Regions from separate parts of the Homo sapiens genome. Here region 2 is linked to region 1. A link is an interaction called in ENCODE POLR2A ChIA-PET data of the cell type or tissue named here. Cell type or tissue: GM12878. All regions are shown on one strand. Each heading gives the region's core, and the rest is flanking DNA. Links, peaks and the distances in the headings are about the cores only.

What was found. Peaks named below come from ENCODE experiments on the same cell type or tissue, not always from the same donor. Only the 100,000 strongest peaks of a DNase experiment are listed, where the experiment ranks them.
Region 2: POLR2A ChIA-PET joins it to region 1 with 5 read pairs; 3 of 35 experiments call an interaction of 5 or more read pairs at or near these places.

Annotation. Positions count from the first base shown.
Region 1 is chr5:143,092,454-143,109,211 of GRCh38, forward strand. All of the region lies in intron 17 of ARHGAP26 (Rho GTPase activating protein 26), which reads left to right. Among named protein-coding and RNA genes, the nearest start is that of ARHGAP26-IT1, 92 kb to the right of the region's middle. RefSeq lists enhancers at 867-1,628, 1,629-2,389. In GM12878, for the core only: no CTCF peak of the experiment used is centred there; a DNase peak (open chromatin) is centred at 8,822; H3K27ac peaks cover 1,880 bases.
Region 2 is chr5:143,351,680-143,356,679 of GRCh38, forward strand. The region is part of intron 2 of NR3C1 (nuclear receptor subfamily 3 group C member 1); the gene reads right to left. Among named protein-coding and RNA genes, the nearest start is that of NR3C1, 50 kb to the right of the region's middle. RefSeq lists enhancers at 1,139-1,208, 2,419-2,498. In GM12878, for the core only: no CTCF peak of the experiment used is centred there; a DNase peak (open chromatin) is centred at 2,606; H3K4me3 peaks cover 2,151 bases; H3K27ac peaks cover 1,754 bases.

The sequences.
Region 1 (16,758 bases), core at 6,129-11,128:
GCACCCGGCCACATCCCGTTCTTTAAACAACCAGTTAATTTATTTTAGGATAAGAATTCACCATATAACATTCCTTTTTACATAAATTCTCCCCCCCCCACCTTTTTTTTTCTCAAAAATGATAACCATGCTTTTCCAAAGTGAACTTCCTTCACGTAGGTGGACTAGACTGTCTAAGGCCACAAGATTAGAAGTTAGGATAATACATGTTACACTGTTAACTTTTAGCAAACTTTACTTTTGTTGAAAACCTTTTAAGTTTGGGATTTCAATTATTCTTTGCTATTAATAAGACCTCGTTCAGTCCATATTAACTTAGAATTGGTATAGATGGCTCTTTCCTGATTCAGTAAGCACTTTAAGGCTTGACTGAGTGCAAACAGCTCCCACGTCTGAGCAGACCAATTATTAGGCAATTTTCCTAACTCTGCTTCTTCAAGAGTTTCCTTATCACTTACTGAATACCCACTGTGTCTTTTTCCCTCAATCACCGGGGAGGAACCATCTATCGTCCTGTCCTGAAGGGAGTTCCTCCTAGGTCTGCTCGGACCTTTGTATGGTAATTAAGATTTAGATCCCCTGTTAGGAAACCTGCTGGGTTAAGGGAATTTTTAGTGGTTAATGTTAAATCATCTTTTTCTAACAGAATAGCTTTATATGTTAAGGTTCTTGAGTCACTAAGCTACCTTTTTGCTTTTTTTTTTTTTGGACTTAGGGTAGTTCTGATCTGATGAGGTGTGCTCACAATGAGGTTTCCTCTAAAAGTCTTTTTAGACTTTCTGCTTTCTTCTGTTAGCAAAGCAGTTGCCGCTACAGGTTGAATGCATTTGGGCCATCTGCGGGTTACTAGGTTAAAGATTTTTGATAGGAAGGCTACTGGTTGTCAGTGGCCTCAGTGCTTTCGGGCCTTGTTTACACTGACAACAAGGTGGTATTGGAGTGTTATAGGGTCAGGAGAAGACCTTCAATTATCAATTATAGGTTTTAAATTTACCCTGGATTTTAAAGGAATAGGGTACACTGTTTTCTCTTTACTATTTCTATCTCTCTCTCTTTCTTTCTCTCTTTGACTTTCTGTCTCTTTCTCTCTTTGACTCCCTCTTTGTGTCTCTCTTTCTCTCTCTCTGCCTCACTCTTTCTCTCTGTCTTTGACTCCATCTTTGTCTCCTCCTCTCTCTCTCTGCCTCTTTCTCTCTTTCTTTCCTCTCTCTCTCTCTTTCCCCCTTTCTCCTCTCTGCTAGTCTTTCCCTGCCTCTGCCAACCACTTATGCTACTGTTCTCCCCTCTCCTTCCCCTTCCCCTAGGGGAGGGACCAGCGGGAGTGGAGCTACTCTTTCTTCCTCTGAGAAGAAAGGAAAGGGGGGTTCTGAATATTTTTCTTACTACCAGAGATTTTTGTGAGGTTCAACCCCACACCATGGGGATTTCTCACCTCTTTTAGAGGTTCAACTCCCACTTCATGGGGATTACTCGCCTCTTTTTGAGGTTCAACGCACCCCATGGGGATTTCTCACCTCTTGTTGAAGTTCAACGCCCCCCCATGGGGATTTCTCCCCTGTTTTTGAGATTCAGCTCCCACCTCCTCATGGGGACTTCTCACCTCTTTTTAACCTCCAAGACATCCCGACTAAGGAATACTTCACCACCACTCCCCCGCCCCCGCGGCTTTCTTTCCCTAATCCCGACTAAGGAATGCTTTACCGCCCCTGCGGTTTCTTTCTCCTTAGTATGTCCTAACCAAGGAATGCTTTGCTGCGTGGTGTCTTTTTCCTTAGTCCGGACCACCAAGGAAATACCTTACTGCCTCCCGTGGCATCTCCTTCCTTGGTCTGTGCACAGAGTCGTTGCCACAGTATGTGAGGATCCTTTAAGCTAGGTTGCTGGTCAGTTTCTTTTTTCCCTCGCGTTGCTGAGAGCTCAGGTTATTCCTCGCACTGGGTGGGTCTTGATTTCTCACCCCTGAGGCTGCCACAAGGGGGTGGGGTGCACCTCCTCACGAAAGAGAACCAGAGACCGCCCCCAGAGGGGAACGTAATCCCAGAGCAGCCCCTAATTGTTATATGTAAAGTTTCAGTGCCACAAAAGGAATAGCACTTGAATATAAAATTTTCTTTTTAATTCTCAGCAAGGCATGGTACCTCTGTATAGAAGGATGTGCCCTTACAGATGGAACAATGGTGAGCACACACTTGGACAAGGGAGGGGAAAGCCTTCTTATCCCTGACACGTGTGGCCCCTGCTGCTATGTCATTCCCCTATTGGCTAGGGTTAGACAGCACAGGCTAAACTAATTCCAATTGGCTAATTTAAAGAGAGTGATGGGGTGAGTGGTTTGGGGGGAAAATGGCTATGACAGAGCAGGTAATCAGAATGAGTCAGGGTGGAGCAGGTAATGGGAATGAGTCGGGGTGGAGCAGGTAATCGGAATGAGTCAGGGTGGAGTAGGTAATCAAAAAAGGTTGCTTTAAGAGGAAGTTAAGTTTAAAAGTAGAAGGCAAAGAATTGAACATACTGACATACTGATTATTTGAAAAGAAATTTAGAATTTATATCTAACAATAAATAGACTCATGTCTCTTGGTTTTAATTCTGTGAAAGGAAATTGTACCATATCACCTGGACTTTTGACTTATGGGTTCTAAGATAATATATTCTTACATATATACATTCATTTTAGATATATTCATATATTCATTATATATTACTATATAATATATATGTATAAAAACATATATACACAGTCACATACAATTTTTTTATTGAGGTGAAATTCACTTAACATAAATTAGCCATTTTAAAGTATACAATTCAATGGGATTTAGTACATTGACAGTATTATGCAACCATTCCCTCTAAGTCAAAACATTTTCATCACTCCCAAATGAAACCCTGTTCAAGATACTATATTCTTAACTCAGCAGTTCTAAACCTTTTTGTCTCAGCACCTCTTTACGCTCTTAAAATTTATTAAGGACTTCAACAGCCTTTGTCTATGTGGATTCTATCTGTTTATGTTTTACAGTATTGGAAATTAAAACTAAAACAATTTTAAAGCTTTATTTATGAATTTATTAAATGACATTTTACATTTTTGTAAATCTCCTTAATGTCTGACTTAATGGAAGATGACTGGATAAATCATATCTTCTTTTTTTCTCAGGCTGGAGTGTTGTGCTGCAATCTTGGCTCACTGCAACCTCCACCTCCCAGCTGGGTTCAAGCAGTTGTCATGCCTCAGCCTCCTGGGTAGCAGGGATTACAGGCACCCGCCACCATGCCCAGCTAATTTTTGTATTTTTGGTAGAGATGGGGTTTCACCATGTTGGCCAGGCTGTCTCAAACTCCTGACCTCAGGTGATCCACCTGCCTCAGCCTCCCAAAGTGCTGGGATTATAGGCATGAGCCACTGCTCCAGGCCTCATATCTTCTTCTTCACTCAATCTATTGTCATACAAAAATCAGTCCTAGCATATGCATATAGTCGGAAAAGGAAGAAATATTTTTAGTAGCCTTTTCAGATAATTTTGGATATTCTTTTTTTAAAACTCTACCAACATTCAACAAGTGGTAATTTTTTAAAAAAATTATTACAATGTGAAAAAATAAAATCATGTTAGTGAATTGTTCACATGCAGTTACATTAAGATCTATTGACCTACCTTGTACTTTGAGTGGATCTTTTACTTATGCATGATTTTTTCTTAGCCTACATTGCTCATTTAGAAAATATTAGTAAACTGCGTTATGCAGATCTTCCAATGCAAACATATTACATCATATAACATCAAAAAATTACATTTGTTAATATCACCACTTATTTTAAAAAGTCATTAAATATTGGGAAGTTGTCATGCTCGTGGTGCAGATCCAGATTTTCTAAAATTATGACGTTTTCTTGAAAGCATAAATTTTATCATTGCAACAAATATTACTGTTTTCCTTAAAGTAGACACTCACTTGGTTCATTTCTGAGAAAGTGTCTGCCAAATACCCAAGTGTCAGTAACCATATTTTGTCTGTCAGTTATTCTTTTACGTTTACATGGTGTTTCATGAAAAAAGAGGTTCAGCTTGCAACTCAGTCGCACAACTGCTTTCCCTCAAGTCAACTTCAGTATGCAGCAGAGGTGCTTTATGCACCTTTCCTCCTTCGTTATTATATAAAAGGTGTGCTAAAGGGTCAGGATTAAATAAAATTAATAATTTTGCTCATTTATCAAGTAAAGCTAGGCTTTTTTTTTTTTTAATCTGTGAGTGTGTAGCAGTGAAGAATACAATGACTATTGGTATAACTTGGTACCACTGTCTAGATTCATGCGAAGCATCACAGTTCAACTTATCTTTTTTTTGCATCTCATGGAACCCCTGAAGGGTGTTGGAAACCTCCCCGTAGTTAATGGACCAACAGAGAACCACTGTCCTAAAGAAAATAAAAATCACAAAATAGCTTTGTATGGCCTAGAGAACATAATATCCTCATTCTAGCCACCTCTTAAAAGAAGCATGTCTGGGCCGGGTGCGGTGGCTCACGCCTGTAATCCCAGCACTTTGGGAGGCCAAGGCAGATGGATCACATGTATCTCCATTTTCTGGACTCAAATACAGACCATGCGCGGTGGCTCATGCGTGTAATCACAGCTCTTTGGGAGACCAATGCGGGAGGATCTTTTAAGGTCAGGAGTTTGAGACCAGCCTGGCCGACATGGCGAAACCCCGTCTCTACTAAAAATACAAAAATTAGCTGGGCATGGTGGTGCGTGCCTGTAATCTGGGGTGGGGCAGGGGAGGCGGCTGAGGCAGGAGGACCGCTTGAACCTGGGACGTGGAGGTTGCAGTGAGCCGAGATTGTACCACTGTACTCTGCACTCCAGCCTGGGCAACAGAGAGAGACTCCGTCTCAAAAAAAAGAAAAAAAAAAAAAAAAAAAAAAAGAGCATATCTGACTGTAAAGTACAAATCAGAGGGAAATTCCCTGTGAGTACATTCAGGTAACTTTACCTAATTCTATAGAAGTCGTCATTTACCTTCCTGAGAATTTGACAAATTCTGTTGAAGCAGAGCTAATGTGAAAATTGCCTTATGCAATGGCCGGGCGCGGTGGCTCACGCCTGTAATCCCAGCACTTTGGGAGGTCGAGGCGGGTGGATCATGAGGTCAAGAGATTGAGACCACCCTGGCTAACACGGTGAAACCCCGTCTCTACTAAAAATACAAAAAAAATTAGCTGGATGTGGTGGCAGGCACCTTTAGTCCCAGCTACTCGGGAGGCTGAGGCAGGAGAATGGCATGAACCTGGGAGGCGGAGCTTGCAGTGAGCCAAGATTGCGCCACTGCATGCCAGCCTGGGTGACAGAACGAGACTCCAACTCAAAAAAAAAAAAAAAAGAAAATTACCCCACGCAACCTACTGATGTCTAAGATTTTTTAATTCAGATGTCTCTGACATATTTCATTTGGTGACAACGTTCAGTGGGACATATTTTGTATTGGTTGTAAAAGTCTGGAGGTTTTTTTAATGAATTATTTGTAGAATTCCAATTTTTAAAAAGTTGTAGTTCTGCCTTGGAATCTTCTCAGAATTCCATACAGTTTTTACTATACAGAAGAACTCTTCCTTTATAATAGCGCTGCCTCAATTTTGTTCTACTTGAGAACCTAATTAAATAATTTGGAGTTTCAAGCTTAGAATTCTCATTTTAAGCCTCCTTTAAATTCTTGTTCTACAGCTGTGCTTGACATATTTGACCATAAGTTCTAATGTTAGGGTTCAGACCATGTATTCTTCTTTAATATTTACATTGGATAGCATAACTGTTAAATGGTATTTTAAAAAGCCAATTCCTTCTAAGCATACAATTCCGCAATGTCATTTTAACAATAACGTAGGTGATTTTTTTAATTTTTAAATTAAATTTTGTTATATTTTGTACAAGTATGTTACTCTTAATGGTGAATTCAAGTTTGACTTAAAACCAGTTCTTGGGAATAATTAGTATGGGAAGTTTAATTGACAGTAAGGTCAGCATGAAACAACAGATTGATCAATCTACCCTCAAAAGCTAGTGTAATTTTAATCTACATTAGCTGAATTATTTTATCTAGAAAAGAGAAAGACCAATTCTTTATAATATTATCAACAGTGGGTAGACATGATAGGAAAACAATATTCAGCCCATAATATTGCAAAGAGAAAAAAACATGAAGATTGGACTTGAATCATGGATCTGTTCTTTCTTAGCTAGGTGACAACCTTGCTAAGTATTCAATTCCTCCGAGCCTCAGTTTTTTCATCTTTCAAATTGGAGTAATAACTTCTCCCTCATAGAAAATGAATTTAATAGTATAACACATATTAAGAAATTAACACATTGCCTTAAACTTGATGAACATTCAATAAATAGGGTTAGTGTTAAAGTATAACTTTAAAAATATTTTTTAAACATGACTTTGTGAAAGTATAGTATAGAATAAACACGTCAAAGGTCTATGAGGCTACCAGTAGAAATAGAAAGTGGCTTCAAAAGAGGACAGCAGAGGCTTGTTTATATGTCCAATGAAAGACACAATGCTGAAAAAAGGTCACAAAGTTTGATTTAAAACTGGTTAATGTTCTGTAGGGCAATAAAACCTCAACTTTTGAGATTATCTTTTCTGCTGGACAGAAGTTATTTGCATCTCTACCAGACAAAAATAATTTGCAAACATACCAATTTTAACTTAGTTTGATATCTATCTTTGCAGAAGCTGAGTCTTCATTCATAGTAAATAGCGTAAGTTAAGCAAAACTTACATATCCCTAAAAAATTATATTCCCAGAAAGTAAGGACCTAAGCTGACAACATAGCTGCCCTGGGCAGGTGGGGGGCACAGGTAGAGGAATATAGAATTGCCAGTGTTGGTTAACTTGGATTTCAAAACCATGTGAGAATGAGGGTGAGACATGGGGACCACTTGTGGGGTGGAAGAAGTTGGAACTGAGACCCTACCTTAATCAGGGATCCTTGACAGGCCTCACCATCATTGAAAGGATGGACGAGATAAAAAATCTACTTTCTAGCACAGGGATTCAATAGGGAATTTATTTTTCTATCTCAGCCTGGCATCTGTAAGGAAATTTGTAACCACATTCAAATTCATTTTCGCAGTGTCACTCAGTGATACCTCTTGTATACTCACTCTGTGTGCACTTAACCTGTGTTATTTAGGATTTCCATAAGTGAAGTTCCTCTGCTGATAAGTCCAAAATTATAAACACACAAGGAAGTAACCCACCATTAGCTAGAGTGGTGGCAATAGCGGGAAGCAATGTGGGGGAATATCAAAACCCAAGAACTTCAAGAATAAAATCATAATAGAAAAATTCCATTGAGACCATAAAATAGTTATGTTTCAAAAATAAAAACAATAATAAGGGATTAAAACCAAAAGAACAGGCATATTTGAAAGAACCAACTAGAAGGTACAGAAATTTTTAAATATTGTTGAAATTAAAAACATAGCTGATGCAATAAATATCAGACTAACCAAAGTAGATGCAAGACTGAGCAAACAGGAAAATAACTTCAGACAATTTGCCAGAATGCAGTCCAGGGAAATAATGAAATAGAAAACACTTGAAGATACATGAAAGGCAGTATGAGAAGGTCCAAAATATGGCTATGGGAGCTCCAGGTGAGACTAGAGCAAATGGGAAGAGGTCATATTTGAAGAGAATGGCTGAGAATTTTCTAAAATTGAGAGACGTGAAATATCAGGTTCAGTATCACAGCCACTTCTGAAAAGAAAAATAAAGGTAAATAAGTCCACACAAATACTCATCCTAGAGAAGCTGCAGAATACTTCTTGTATACACAAAGGGAAAATCCATAAAGAACAACCCTTGAATAATAAATAAGAGCCAAACAGCCATGGCCTACATTGTGTGGGAAATAGCGAAGGAACATCCAGTCACTAGCCTTATCCTTGGCACCATAAATCCTGGTAACACTAGCAAGTTAAATGATGCAGACTTTCTTCTCTGCTGTGAAAGTAGTTTTACACCAACATCCCGTAGATGTGGGATTTACAACTGGACATTGTTTCTTGTACTTACGGTATCACCTCTGATTTTCAGCTTAATCACCTCCCATGGTGTGAATTTGGGAAGCGTAGCTTCCTTTCTTCCAGTTTTAGGTTTTGGACATAAAACCCAGGTAGTCACTGCTTGGCAGTCTCCTTAGGGACTCTGCTGGCTTTGTGGGCAGGAAATGAAGTCTGTTTACCTTAGGCATGCACTTGATTTTCATAAGGTGCTCCTTTGCTTCTCCTTTCTAGTATGAATGGGTACATGTATCTCCATTTTCTGGACTCAAATAGAGGCCATGCACGGTGGCTCATGCCTGTAATCCCAGCTCTTTGGGAGGCCAATGCGGGAGGATCACTTAAGGTCAAGAGTTCGCGACCAGCCTGGCCAACATGGCGAAACCCTGTCTCTACTAAAAAAATTGAAAAACTAGCTGAGTGTGGTGACGTGTGCCTGTAATCTCAGCTACCTGGGAGGCTGAAGCAGGAGAATGGCTTGAACCTGGGAGGCGGAGGTTGCAGTGAACAAACATTGTGTCACTACACTCCAGCCTGGGCAACAAAGCAAGACTCTATCTCAAAAAACAAACAAACAAACAAAAAACCAAAGAGTTCTGAAGCCATTCTTCACTTGAGAAGCATCACTGAGAATGCGTCATATGCCAGAACACCTCTCTCTTGGATCATTGCAAGAGAGTTAGGAAGGAATGAGAATGAGTCTGGCAGGAAGGATGCATTTTTAGAGATGAGGGCAAAACAGAAAATTACTCTGGTTCGAGTGTGTCATTTCTCTTTCTCATAATTTTTTGTTTCACTTTCAGTGCTGGGGACCAACAGGTCTCTTGATGTAGGGTTGTGGCCCCATACACCTTCTATTTCTGCTCAGGGAGTGGGCCTTAAATGTGTCTTTCCTGGGCCTTCATACAGTCCTCACTCTTTCCTTTGGTTTTTATTAACAAAAGGTGATTGTTTTCTTAGCTCTTTGGGGGTGACTCCTTCTCATCAGGTGTCACCATTTCTGATTTTTTTCCCTCTCCTTTCCTTAACATCCAACCAGGCAGTGCTTTGGTGTTTGTCAGATATAATGCTCTTCAGGTAATATCTTTCTTTAATTACTTTTCCCTTCTTTTTTTTTTTTAATTTCCCTGAAACAGACACACACACTGTTGCCTTGAACAATTGCTTCCTACCTCCCTCTCTCTGGGAACTGGATTAATTTTTTTGTCATTGCTTAATGGAAATGTCGACATTTCAATTTCTGCTGCATGTTCTACACAAAATTTAACTGGACAAGATAGGGAGAGAAGCTGGAGAAGGGAAAGTTCGTCATATGACATAAAAGCTTTTTTTTTTTTTTTCTTCCATAATGGCTTAGAGTGTGCCTTCCTTAAAAAGGGGGAAGCAGCTACTATGGCAACAGGTTCTATTTTCCTTAGGGGCTGTGGTGGCGCTGATAGAACTGGAGTCTGGAGAACATGAAACAATAGCCAGGAGCCCCAGGAGCCTGCAGCATGTTTTTTTTGTAGTAATTACTAGCCTTTTCCATGATTCAAAACTATGTGGTAAGTGGAACTGGGTAGGTTGGTGGTGGTTTTGTTTCTGAGTGATATAGACAGCAGGACCGTGAGTAAGGGACCCTCTCTACATCTCACAGAGAACCCGTACAGTGCGCGCCTGGCTGGGGAGACTGCTCTGCTCCAGCCCAGATATCCCTCCCTCTTCTCTTCACTTCCTGCCTTCCAGGCCTGGGGCTCCCTCCTGATAAACTTCAGTCTGTTCCACTAGCAAGTACCAGAGTGTGAGTCTCCCCTGGCAGGTCTTCCTAGAAATGCCACCTCCATTTCTTTCAGAGGTTTCCCTTCATTAAAGACCTCAGTGTCGGCCCCAAACATGCAGAAAAGGGGTGCTTGTTTGACTCTCCTAGAACAAGTTCTTATCAGAGGCAATCTTTTTCCTCCCCTAACTCAGAATGCTGATCCTCATAAAGCTTGAGCAACAGTGCTTGGTTCTGCTAATCACTGCTGGACCCATGCCGGTCACACAATTAAAAGTTGGCGTTTGGGACTTTGTGGCCTGGTTACACCCCTGTGCCTGTTGCGTCGCCCATCCGGGCTCTAGGGAGACAGAGACTCTTTCATTGCACAGCTCATGAAATACCAGAGGAGAAAGCTTGCTTTCTTACCAAAGCATTCTTCACTAATAACGTTCTCTGCATATACTCCAATCCTGCCTCTTTGAAACTTCTGTTTAAATTAGTTCTCCTCCTCCTTCTCCTTATCATTGTGCTTTGTACAGCCCTTGATAATTTTCAGTACTTTTTTCACCTCCCTTGCTTGCTTTGTCCTTACAGCATCCCAGTGCCTCTATGAAATAGACCAGGGAAGAGGCAGCACAATCCATTTTTGGTCTCTGTGGTAGCCACAAACGTTTATATAATGCCTCCCAAGTGCCATGGTGGAGTCTGGTGGAGTCTGCCCAGCTTCACAGGGGGGATCTGACATCTCCCAACTATTTTTCTTCCCCATGAAAATTTGTGAAAGATATATGGATTATAAACACAAGGATACCTTAATAGGTGTAGAGCTTTATTAAATTTTTAAAATGTAGAACTAAGGTGCCATCCTTGCCTGGTATGTCGTCTTCTTTACCTGTTCTTTTGATTTGCTTTGCTGCAGACTAATTGTGCCTGGGACCTTAAAAGTCACTGGATCAGTAGACATGGGAAAAAGTTCAATATCATTACTCTTCAAAGAAATGAAACTTTTAAAAGTCAGGAAACAACAGATGCTGGAGAGGATGTGGAGAAATAGGAACGATTTTACACTGTTGGTGGGAGTGTAAATTAGTTCAACCATTGTGGAAGACAGTGTGGCAATTCTTCAAGGATCCAGAGCTAGAAATACCATCTGACCCAGCAATCCCATTACTGGGTATATACCCAAAGGATTATAAATCATTCTACTGTAAAGACACATGCACACGTATGTTTATTGCAGCACTGTTCACAATAGCAAAGACTTGGAACCAACCCAAATGCCCATGAATGTTAGACTGGATAAAAAAAAAAATGTGGCACATATACACCATGGAATACTATGAAGCCATAAAAAAGAATAAGTTCATGTCCTTTGCAGGGACATGGATGAAGCTGGAAACCATTCTCAGCAAACTAAGAGAAGGAACAGAAAACCAAACACTGCATGTTCTCACTCGTAAGTGGGAGTTGAACAGTGAGAACATATGGGCACAGGGAGGGGCACAGCATACACCGGGACCTAACAGGGGGTAGGGGGAAGAGGAGGATAACCTTGGGAGAAATACCTAATGTAGATGACGGGTTGATGGGTGCAGCAAACGACCATGGCACATGTATACCTATGTAACCAGCACATTCTGCACGTGTATCCCAGAACTTAAAGTATAATAAAAATATATATATATACACACAATGGAATATTATTCAACCTTAGAAAAGGAGATCCTGCTATTTGTTACAACATGGATAGACCTAGAGAAAAAAAAAAAGAGAGAAATGAAACTTAAGATAAAAGCTTTCAAAATAGCAATACCTTATTTTGGTGCTAGTGAAAGCACCAAAAGGAAAAATAAAGGTCCTAGGGAAATGGGCATATTAAAATTTTCTAGGTGGGAATGTAAATTGACATAGATCTCATGGGTGACAGTTTGGTAATATCTATTAAAAATATTTATGCTGGCTAGGCACAGTGACTCACGCCTGTAATCCCAGCACTCTGGGAAGCCGAAGCAGGTGGATCATTTGAGGTCAGGAGTTTGAGACCAGCCTGACCAACATGGTGAAACCCCATCTCTACTAAAAATACAAAAATTACCCTGCAGGTAGTGGCACGCACCTGTAATCCCAGCTACCTGGGAGACAGAGGCAGGAGAATCGCTTGAGCCTGGGAGGCTGAGGTTGCAGTGAGCCGAGATCACACCACTGCACTCCAGTCTGGGCGAGAGAGTGAGAACCTGTCTCAAAAAAACAAAACAAAACAAAAAAAGTATGCCCTTTCATCCAGAAATTCTATTTCTATGAATTTATTCTAGGGAAAGAAAGATATATGCACATATTTGTGTACATAGAGATTCACTGCAATATTAGTGGAAACAATAAAATATTGGAAACAATCTGACTGTCCAATAACGGGAGATTTCTAAATTATCGAATACCCATACAGTGAAACACTGTGCCACCATAACAATGTTGAGTGAGACAATGAATGGTACTTGAAAAGTTCATAGTAATGCAGTAAAAAACAAGTTATAAAACTAGGTGTCTGCAGTATGATTCCAACTTGATTTGAAATATGAGTGTGTGTGTGTCTGAAAAAAACATGGAATGTGACACGTATACCTTAAAACATTGAATAACATTTAGTTATTTCTGGATGGTAGAATCACTGGTGATTTTTATTTTCTTTGTGCTTTGTATCAGTTATTCCACAGTAAATACTTTCATTTATCAGAAAATAAAAGAGAAAACATGTATCTTTTTTTCCCCCTAACGATAGCACTGAAAGAAAGAGTAAAGGGTAAGCTATTTAAAAATAGGCCTAATCGGCTGGGTGTGGTGGCTCATGCCTATAATCCCAGCACTTTGGGAGGCCAAGGTGGGCGGATCACCTGAGGTCGGGAGTTTGAGACCAGCTTGACCAACATGGAGAAACCCTGTCTCTACTAAAAATACAAAAAATTAGCTAGGCATGGTGGCACATGATTGTAATCCTAGCTACTCAGGAGGCTGAGGCAGGAGAATCGCTTGAACCCGGGAGGCGGAGGTTGTGTGAGCCAAGATTGCGCCATTGCACTCCAGCCTGGGCAACAAGAGCGAAGCTCCATCTCAAAAATAAATAAATAAATAAATAAATAAATAAATAAATAAATAAATATAAAAATAGGTCTAACCTAAAGACCAAACTGACATTAGCTAATGTCATTACATGATTCTGTCTTAACGAAGATAGAAGCATTTTATTGCGTAAGTTTTCTTCTGTGTGTGGGAATCATATGTGGGTGTATATATGTTTAAGGGGTATGCATCCGGGTAGACGTTTGTGTGTGGACATGTGTGTACAGGTATATAAGTACATGTGTCATAGCCTTGGTACAGGTCTCATAGCCTTGCAGCACTGTGTTCCTGGCGGGAGTGGCATCTGTCTGCATGTCTGAAAATGCCACGTGTGCATTCTGCTGATCACCAAGGTTCGTGGCTGTAGGCATCCTCTCTTCAGTGCGTCAGAAGTCTGAAGAACATGTAGCTGCACCGGGGCGTTATGGGAAAGTAACGTGTAGGATTTATTAACTCATTTCTTGAAGCCACTCACTGTTTGTTTTTAAGTACCAATTTTTATTTTCCATTGCCAAATAGAGAAGAGACTTTTTTTGGTGAGTACAAGTATGAGTGATTTTTTTTTTTGGTCATTTTTATAATGAACTATTTGAATCCTGACTTTTCGCAGAGTAGCAGGACTCCCTGAACTGTGTTTCTTCCTCTCCCCACAAGTTTACCAAGCCCAAAGGGTCTTTTTAAAGGGTGACTTTTTCTTTTGTTGTTTGTCTTGTTTCCCACCCTTACTTAATGATTACTTAGCTCTTTATATAATCCAGCTAAATGCTGGTACATAGCAACAGGATTGTGGTGTGGCTTTCTCCTTGATGTAAATTTCTGGAAGATGGCCTTCTGTATGGAAGACTGAGCAGTGGGATCTATTAGTGACATGTTTTTGGGAGGAGCTGCTTCCTAAATGGGTTGAGGCTGCAGAGATGGGCAGGAGGAGCAGCCAGAAGCCACAGGGTGTTCGCATCATTGTGCGGGTAACCACATGGTGGCAACGATTGCACAGCTTCCAGTTGTACTTAGCAGCTGTTGACACAGACTTCAGAATTCCCATGGAAAAGGAAGTGAACTCCTTTGGAATACAATGCATTGGGCTTTTTTTTTTTTTTTTTTTTTTTTGAGGTGATGTCTCAATCTGTCACCCAGGCTAGAGTGCAGTGGTGCAACGTCAGCTCATGGCAACCTCCGCCTCCCGGGTTCAGGCGATTCTCCTGCCTCAGCCTCCCGAGTAGCTGGGACTACAGGCACGTGGCACCACGCCCAGCTAATTTTTGTATTTTTAGTAGAGACAGGGTTTCTCCATGTTGGTCAGGCTGCTCTCGAACTCCTGACCTCAGGTGATCCACCCACCTCGGCCTTCCAAAGTGCTGGGATTACAGGCATGAGCCACTGCACCCAGCCTGGGCTTCATTTTAAAGCGGTCTCAGGCAGGCATTGCTGATGCTTGTGGTTGAAGATACAACTTATTATTGCCTAGGTGTATGAGGGTGTGATTTGTTGTCTGCCTCTAGGCTGTAGACTTCTGGACTGCACTGTTTGATTAATGGGCTCAGCTCACAGGTCTCTTCCCTAGAGAGGCCTTCCTGGCCTACCTAAGTTGGTCCTCTTAGGTTTTGTCATATACCTCTGTTTGATTTCTTCATGGCACTTCTGTAATCTGACATTTTTACTGATGTATCTGTGTGTTATTTGCCGTCGGAATGAAAGCAGGGATCTTGTCAGTCTCGTTCACTTCTTTATCCCAGTGCCCAGAAGGGTGCATGGCATCTCATAGGTGTTCAGTCGGTATTGGGTGTGAGCATACTTGGTGTGTTTAGGAACAGACAGAAGGCCAGGGTAGTTAGAGCTCTGTGAATAAGAGCATGGTGGTATGACATGAGGTTGGAGGGGTCAGTAGGCAGGGGCTGGATCGTATAGGCCACGATGAGGTGTTTAGATTTGCTCAAGGATCTGGTATTCATTAAGTGGTTTCATCTCTGTAGATTTATATACTCTCCAGATTGGTCTGCTAAAGTCAGTTACTGATGGCTTTTCTGCTGGGAATTGTGCATCATTCTGTCCTTGAAGTGCCACTGTAGCCTACACTGTATTTCTCCCCCTATCTCAGCTGCCATCAGCTTGGCCTTCTTCACCCACCTTTTCTGTTGAGCCAGGCAAAGCAAGATGACAGCAACTAAGATGTCAGGCTGTGATGCCTGCACAATAGAAAGCATTTTAGAACTTTGTCATTAAACACTTTGACTTCCCCTTTGAAAAATATCTGTTTAGGTTTGGGCTTTGTGAGTGACTCTTGCTGAGAGTGTGAATGTTGGGTGGATCAGGGACCCAGATCTCGACTTCACTCTGAATCGTTCGGTGTCTTTGTTACCAGACACGATCTGCTCTTCTCTGCCTAATGATAGTTGGTTTGCTCACCTTGGATCTCTGGTTTCTGTTGTCAACCCTGTATTTTAAAATTTGCTTTCATGGTAGCAGAATTCAATGAGTTTCCAGCTTTGTGCCACCTTTGAGGAGGATAAATCAGGTTTTGCTTTGCATGTGTTGAAGTAAGAACTTTATTGGCTTCATTCCCTGACAAATCTATTTTTGTGATTAAGGCAATAAATATAACAGAAGGGTTTGTGTGTTCACTCTAATCCTCACATGTACCACTATATATAAACACTGTTATTTTGTATGGATGAATAAATAAGAGGAACTGTTGTATCCCTTAGGCTTGAACTTACATTGAAATTTTAGGAGATAATGATTTAGTGCAGCAAGGAGCTAGGAGGTGTTGCCACAGAGTTTCAGGAGGAGAGGGATATAAAGGTGTAATCAATTCAGATTGTTTCTAACTTTTATGGATTGTGAAGATTTGTATTCCTTTTTCAGTGGATTCCATTCATTAGCGTTAGACATGTAAACATATGGAATGTGGATGTACTATACCAGTAATTTTCATGGATGTTAGAGCTCTAGGATGTTTTTCACCTTTTACCGTATGAATTGACCTCCAGAACTTTCCCATGGGGTCTCAGCTCTTGTACATGAAGAGCATAAACTTTTCTGGACACCATACATTACTGTTTTTTTTCTGTCTTCTAATCAAATATCCAAACATAATCTAAAAGTACCGTGACAGGACATATAGGTTTGTCAATTCCAGTCACTTTGGTAGACTGGCCCTTGAAATAAAGCTAACGTTTTCAACTTCAGCCTCCCAGTGTTTTTTCAGACTTATGGCAGGGAATGTAATTTTCTGTTTGCTTTTTGGGGTGAAAGTACATTCCATTTCAAAAATATGCCAGTCACATGAGTTATTTCCCTCATTTAAAAAATCCCCACAAAAGGAGATAGGTTACCTAGGGTGGGTATTTCATGAGTGTATGCTTCTTTATCAGTCTGTCCATCTCTCTGTAACATTTCCCATGAACCCTTCTGTGGATTTGGAATCTTAGTCCTTCCAGAAAGGATTATGGTCATGTCCATAGAAGCTGCAATGAGATTTACATCTCTTGGGAAGTGACAAGCTCTCAGCGCAAGCTCTCAGCGCTGGGTCCCAGAGCCACTGTTCCTGTTGGAGCTAAGCCACATGGCTAAGGGCCAGTCCCTTAACCTTTGATTTAGCTCCTTTTGTCCCTGTCCTTTCATCTGTAAAATGGTGCTAGTAATGTGGATCTGGTTTCAGAAGACTGCTGTTTATTTTAACTAATTAAAGATTGTTACAATGGTGAAATTCAATGGACTCTACAAATATTAATATTGGTGCTGATCATGGGTGGCTATTAGCTGGGTAGCAGGTAACTCGCACCTAGAAGCTCTTACCTGCTCTACGCCCCAGTTCAGGTTTGGCTAAGA
Region 2 (5,000 bases), core at 1-5,000, 250 kb after region 1:
CATTTCTACTCTATTATTAGCTAACTTATTTTATATTCTCAGCTAAGTAAAATGACAAAAAATTTATAAAGATATAACTTTCTTTATAAAGGTTCTCCCCAGCAATCCTGTAGAAGCTATCCGATGGTTCCTAATTGAAAGATGGTAGTTTTTACATACTTCACTAACCTAGCAAGTGTGATAGCTTTGCACCTATACTACAAGCTAGTTGGGAAATAATTATATAGGTAAAAAGCCATTTTAGGCTTTCAGACCAATTTTAATCCAAACAGATGAGAGAGACCTATAACAAATTTAAGAGAAGATGTTCTAAAGATGACCTAATAATAGATGAAGAGAGTTTTGTTATATAATTTTAGGGGTAGCTTAATCCCTTCACAACATTCCTAGTCATTTAACTTTTCTGGGGTGGCTTTCTAATATTTTATACAATCACACACATGCACAAACACACACATGCATGCACACACAATGCGGTATGCTGATGACAAAATATGCTTAGCAAAAACTTTGTCCTTCTATAATTTGGTCTGCTTGTCTTGGTACTACATTGTAATATGGGGTAAGTGGTTGTAAAGTGATCCTAGGATTGATCATAAGAAGATTACTGTGTACTTTATAAATTCTATATCCCAAAGAAATAACAGCTATTAAAAGTATTCTTACTGAGATTGGTATAATGAGTTTTCATATTATGAACTGCAAGAATTGGCTATCTCAGACATATTTTCTTGGTTTATATCCTTCCCTAATTATAATTTATCATGTTCTTCAGTTAGAGAAAAACATTTTCATCCATATTACTGAACTCTCAACATATTCTACGTTTTTTTTATATGCTGGGTTTTTTACTTGCAAAATAATATTAATACAGGCATACCTCTGAGATATTTCAGGTTCGGTTCTAGACCACAATAAAGTGAATATTGCAACAAAGCAAGTCAGACGAATTTTTTGGTTTCCCACTACATATAAAAGTTATATTTATACTATACTGTAGTCTATTAAGTGTGCAATAGCATTGTGTCTTTAAAAATGTATTTACCTTAATCTTAAAATATTGCTTAAAAATGCTAACAATCATTTGAACTTTCAGTGAGTTGTAATCTTTTTCCTTGTGGAGGGTCTTGCTTCAGTGTTGATGCCTGCTGACTGATCAGAGAGGTGGTTGCTGAAGGTGGGGTGGCTGTGGCAATTTCTTAAAGTAGACAACAATGAAGTTTCACTTTTCTTTTCATAAAAGATTTCTTTGTAGCACGAGATGCTGTTTGATAGCATTTTACCCACAGTAGAAACTCTTTCAAAACTGGAATGAATCCACTCAAACCATGCTGCTGCTTTACCAATTAAGTTTATGTAATACTCTAAATCCTTTGTTGTTATTTCAACAAGGTTCACAGAATCTTCACCAGGAGTAGATTCCATCTCAAGAAAAAAATTTATTTGCTCATTTGTCCATAAGAAGCAACTCCTCATCCATTCACGTTTTCTCATGAGATTGCAGCAATTCCGTCACATTTTCGGGCTCCACTTCTAATTCTAGTTCTCTTGCTGTTTCTACCACATCTGCAGTGACTTCCTAAACTGAAGTGTTGAACCCCTCAAATTCATCTATAACTGTTGGAATCAACTTCTTTCAAACTGCTACTAATGTTGATCCTTTGACCTCCTCCTGCGAATCACAAATTCTTAATAGCATCTAGAATGGCCAATCCTTTTCAGAAGGTTTTTGATTTACTTTGCCCAGGTCCACCAGAGCAATCACTGTCTATAGCAGCTATAGCCTTACAAAATGTACTGATTTGAAACTTGAAATCACTCCCTGATTCATGGGCTACAAATGGATGATGTGTTGGCAGGCATGAGAACAACATCCATCTTGTTGTACAATTCCATTAGAGCTCTTGGGTGAGCCCAGGTGCACTGTCAATGAACAGCAATATTTTGAAAGTAATCATTTTTTTCTGAGCAGTTGAACAGGTCTTTACAGTGGCCTTAAAATATTCAGTGAAGCATACTATAAACAGATGTGCTGTCATCCAGGCTTTGTTGTTTCATTTCTAGAGTACAAGCAGAGTAGATTAAGCATAAGTCTTAAGGGTCTTCGGATTTTTGGAGTGGTAAATGAGACCTGGCTTCAACTTAAAGTCACCAACTACATTAGCCCCTAACAAGAATGTCAGCCTGTCCTCTGAAGCCAGACATTGACTCCTTTCTAGCTATGAAAGTCCTAGATGGCATCTTCTTCCAACAAAAGGCTTTTTCATCTACATGGAAAATCTATTATTTAGTAATCTTAGCTAGATCTTCTACATAACTTGCTGCAGTTTCTGTATCAGCACTTGCTGCTTCACCTTACACTTTTATGTTACAGCGCTGGCTTCTTTCCCTAAACCTCATCAACCGACCTCTGCTAGCTTCCAATTTTTCTTCTGCAGCTTTCTCACCTCTCACAGCCTTCATAGAATTGAAGAGAGTTAAGCTTTGGCTTAAAGGAATGTTGTGAATGGTTTGATCTTCTGTCCAGACCACTAAAACTTTCTTCGTATCAGCAAGAAGGCTGTTTCACTTTCTGATCATTCACATGTTTGCTGGAGTAGCACTAGTTATTTCCTTCAAGAGCTTTTCCTTTGCATTCACAATTTAGCTGTTTAGTACAAGAGTCCTTGCTTTTGGCCTGTCTTGGCTTTTGATGTGCCTTCCTCACTAAGTTTAGCCACTTCTAGCTTTTTATTTAAAGTGAGAGACATGCAACTCTTTCACTTCAACACTTAGAGGCCACTGTAGGGTTATTAATTAGCTTAATTTTAATATTATTGTCTCTCAGGGATTTGAGAGTCCCAGGAAGAGGGAGACAGACAGGGAATGGCCAGTTGGAAGAGCAGTCAGATCATGCGCAATATTTATCAATTAAGTACGGTGCCTTATACAGGTGAGGTTTATGGTGCCTGAAAACAATTAAAATAGTAACATCAGGCTGGCACGGTAATCCCAGCACTTTGGGAGGCCAAGGTGAGCGGATCACCTGAGGTCAGGAGTTCGAGACCAGCCTGGCCAACATGGGGAATCCCCATCTCTACTAAAAATACAAAAATTAGCCAGGCGTGGTGGCACACGCCTGTAGGCCCGGCTACTGGGGAGGCTGAGGCAGGAGGATTGCTTGAACCTGGGAGGCAGAGGTTGCTGTGAGCCAAGATTGAACCACTGCACTCCAGCCTGGGTGACAGAGCAAAAGTCCGTCTCAAAAAAAAAAAAAAAAAGAAAAAATCAAAGATCACTGATCACTGGTCGTAACAGATACAAAAATGATGAAAAAGTTTGATATATTGAGAGAATTACCAAAATGTGACACAGAGACACAAAATGAGCACAAGCTGTTGGAAAAATGGCACTGACAGACTCGCTTAATATAGGGTTGCCACAAACCTTCAATTTGTAAGTGAAACAAAACAAAATAAACACGCAATATTTGGGAAGTACAATAAAACAAGGTATGCTTATATCTAAATATGACAGAATACCCCTATAATGGCCACAGCTATTATGTTATCAATTGTTCTTAGAAGCAATACCAGAAACATTTGGAGGGCTTTACTAAAATTCAGATACCCAACCCCAAAATTCTAATTTAGGAAATCTGGTATACAGCCTTGGAATTTGCCAGGTGATTCTTACTTGATACTTAGCCACTTGGGCTGAGGTGGGAGGACAGTCTGAGCCCAGGAGTTCAAGAATACAGTGAGCTAGGATCATGCCACTGTGCTCCAGCCTGGGTGACAGAGCAAGACCCTGTCTTTAAAAAATAATAAATAAATAAATAAATACATCTAATGGGGGAAAAACTCCAAAACTCTTGGTTTCTAAATATCATATAACATTTTCCCCCCAAATAGTGATGGTCAGTAAATTAAATACATTGAAAGTAGGGCAGAGAAACTCCCAAATGTGATCCTAAATAAATCAACATAAGGAGCAAGCCAATTTGAGAAATTCCGTTTAACTATAAAACCACCCTTTAAAAACTTCTCATTATCATGTTAAAGGTATTCAGATTCAATGAAACAGTACTAATAACTTCCAGGCCATTCCTAAAAGATCTTATAAGCCCTAAAAGACCTTATGAAATACTTAATAATTAGTACAGTTGTGCCTTTAATGTTTAAAAGAGGCAGAGACAAACAAGTTAAAAGGCATTTTCCTAACCCTGACTGTGAGTCACAAGCTTGATGCTGCCTGAAGCCAACTGGCATGGTGCCCATTTACAGTAAGTTGTTTACTCCCTGTCTACCAATCACACCACAGAGAAGGAATGCCTAGAGACATAGAGTGTCTTTTCAAGATAGATCAACAGAGAAAGAGGAATTTATAAGTTTATTAAATTGTTACAGATACTGTTTTTAATATTGCTCCAAAATATTCCAATCCACTTTCCATAATCTCAGCATTTTTAAACCAAATAACTAGCCCTCAATAGACAAACTTACAGTAATAGTTTATCAGTGGAATGGGTAGTATCCTCTCATCAGTTTAAATATCTTTTAAATAAAATTTTTAAAGGACACAATATCGATCTTAAAATGGATTTGAACTTAAGCCAATTAGACTGAAGTTGATTTAAATTGTTTTAAATAACCAATTTTTAGCATAAAGACTGAGAGCTTAATATTAATATTAATATTAAGAAATGGAGCATCCAGAGAAATAGAAAATAGAAAAAATGAACCCTGATTATCAAGAGAAAAATGGGTGGGAAGTATCTGTCTAGTATATCAACAATTTCACTTAATTCCCAAGCCCAAATAGCAGAGCAAATCACTCCAGTAACAATATTTAATACTTTCTTTGGACCCTCAGAGCTAGTCTGGACTGTCCCTTTCCTCCACTGCCCTGTTTTTAGTACATTATGCCCAATAATTTTGGAGTTTTGGTTCCTGCAATCTTTTGATCCTATAGTGATATTTCTGCTGCTGCTTCTTTTACTTTTCTGTTTCTCACAATTT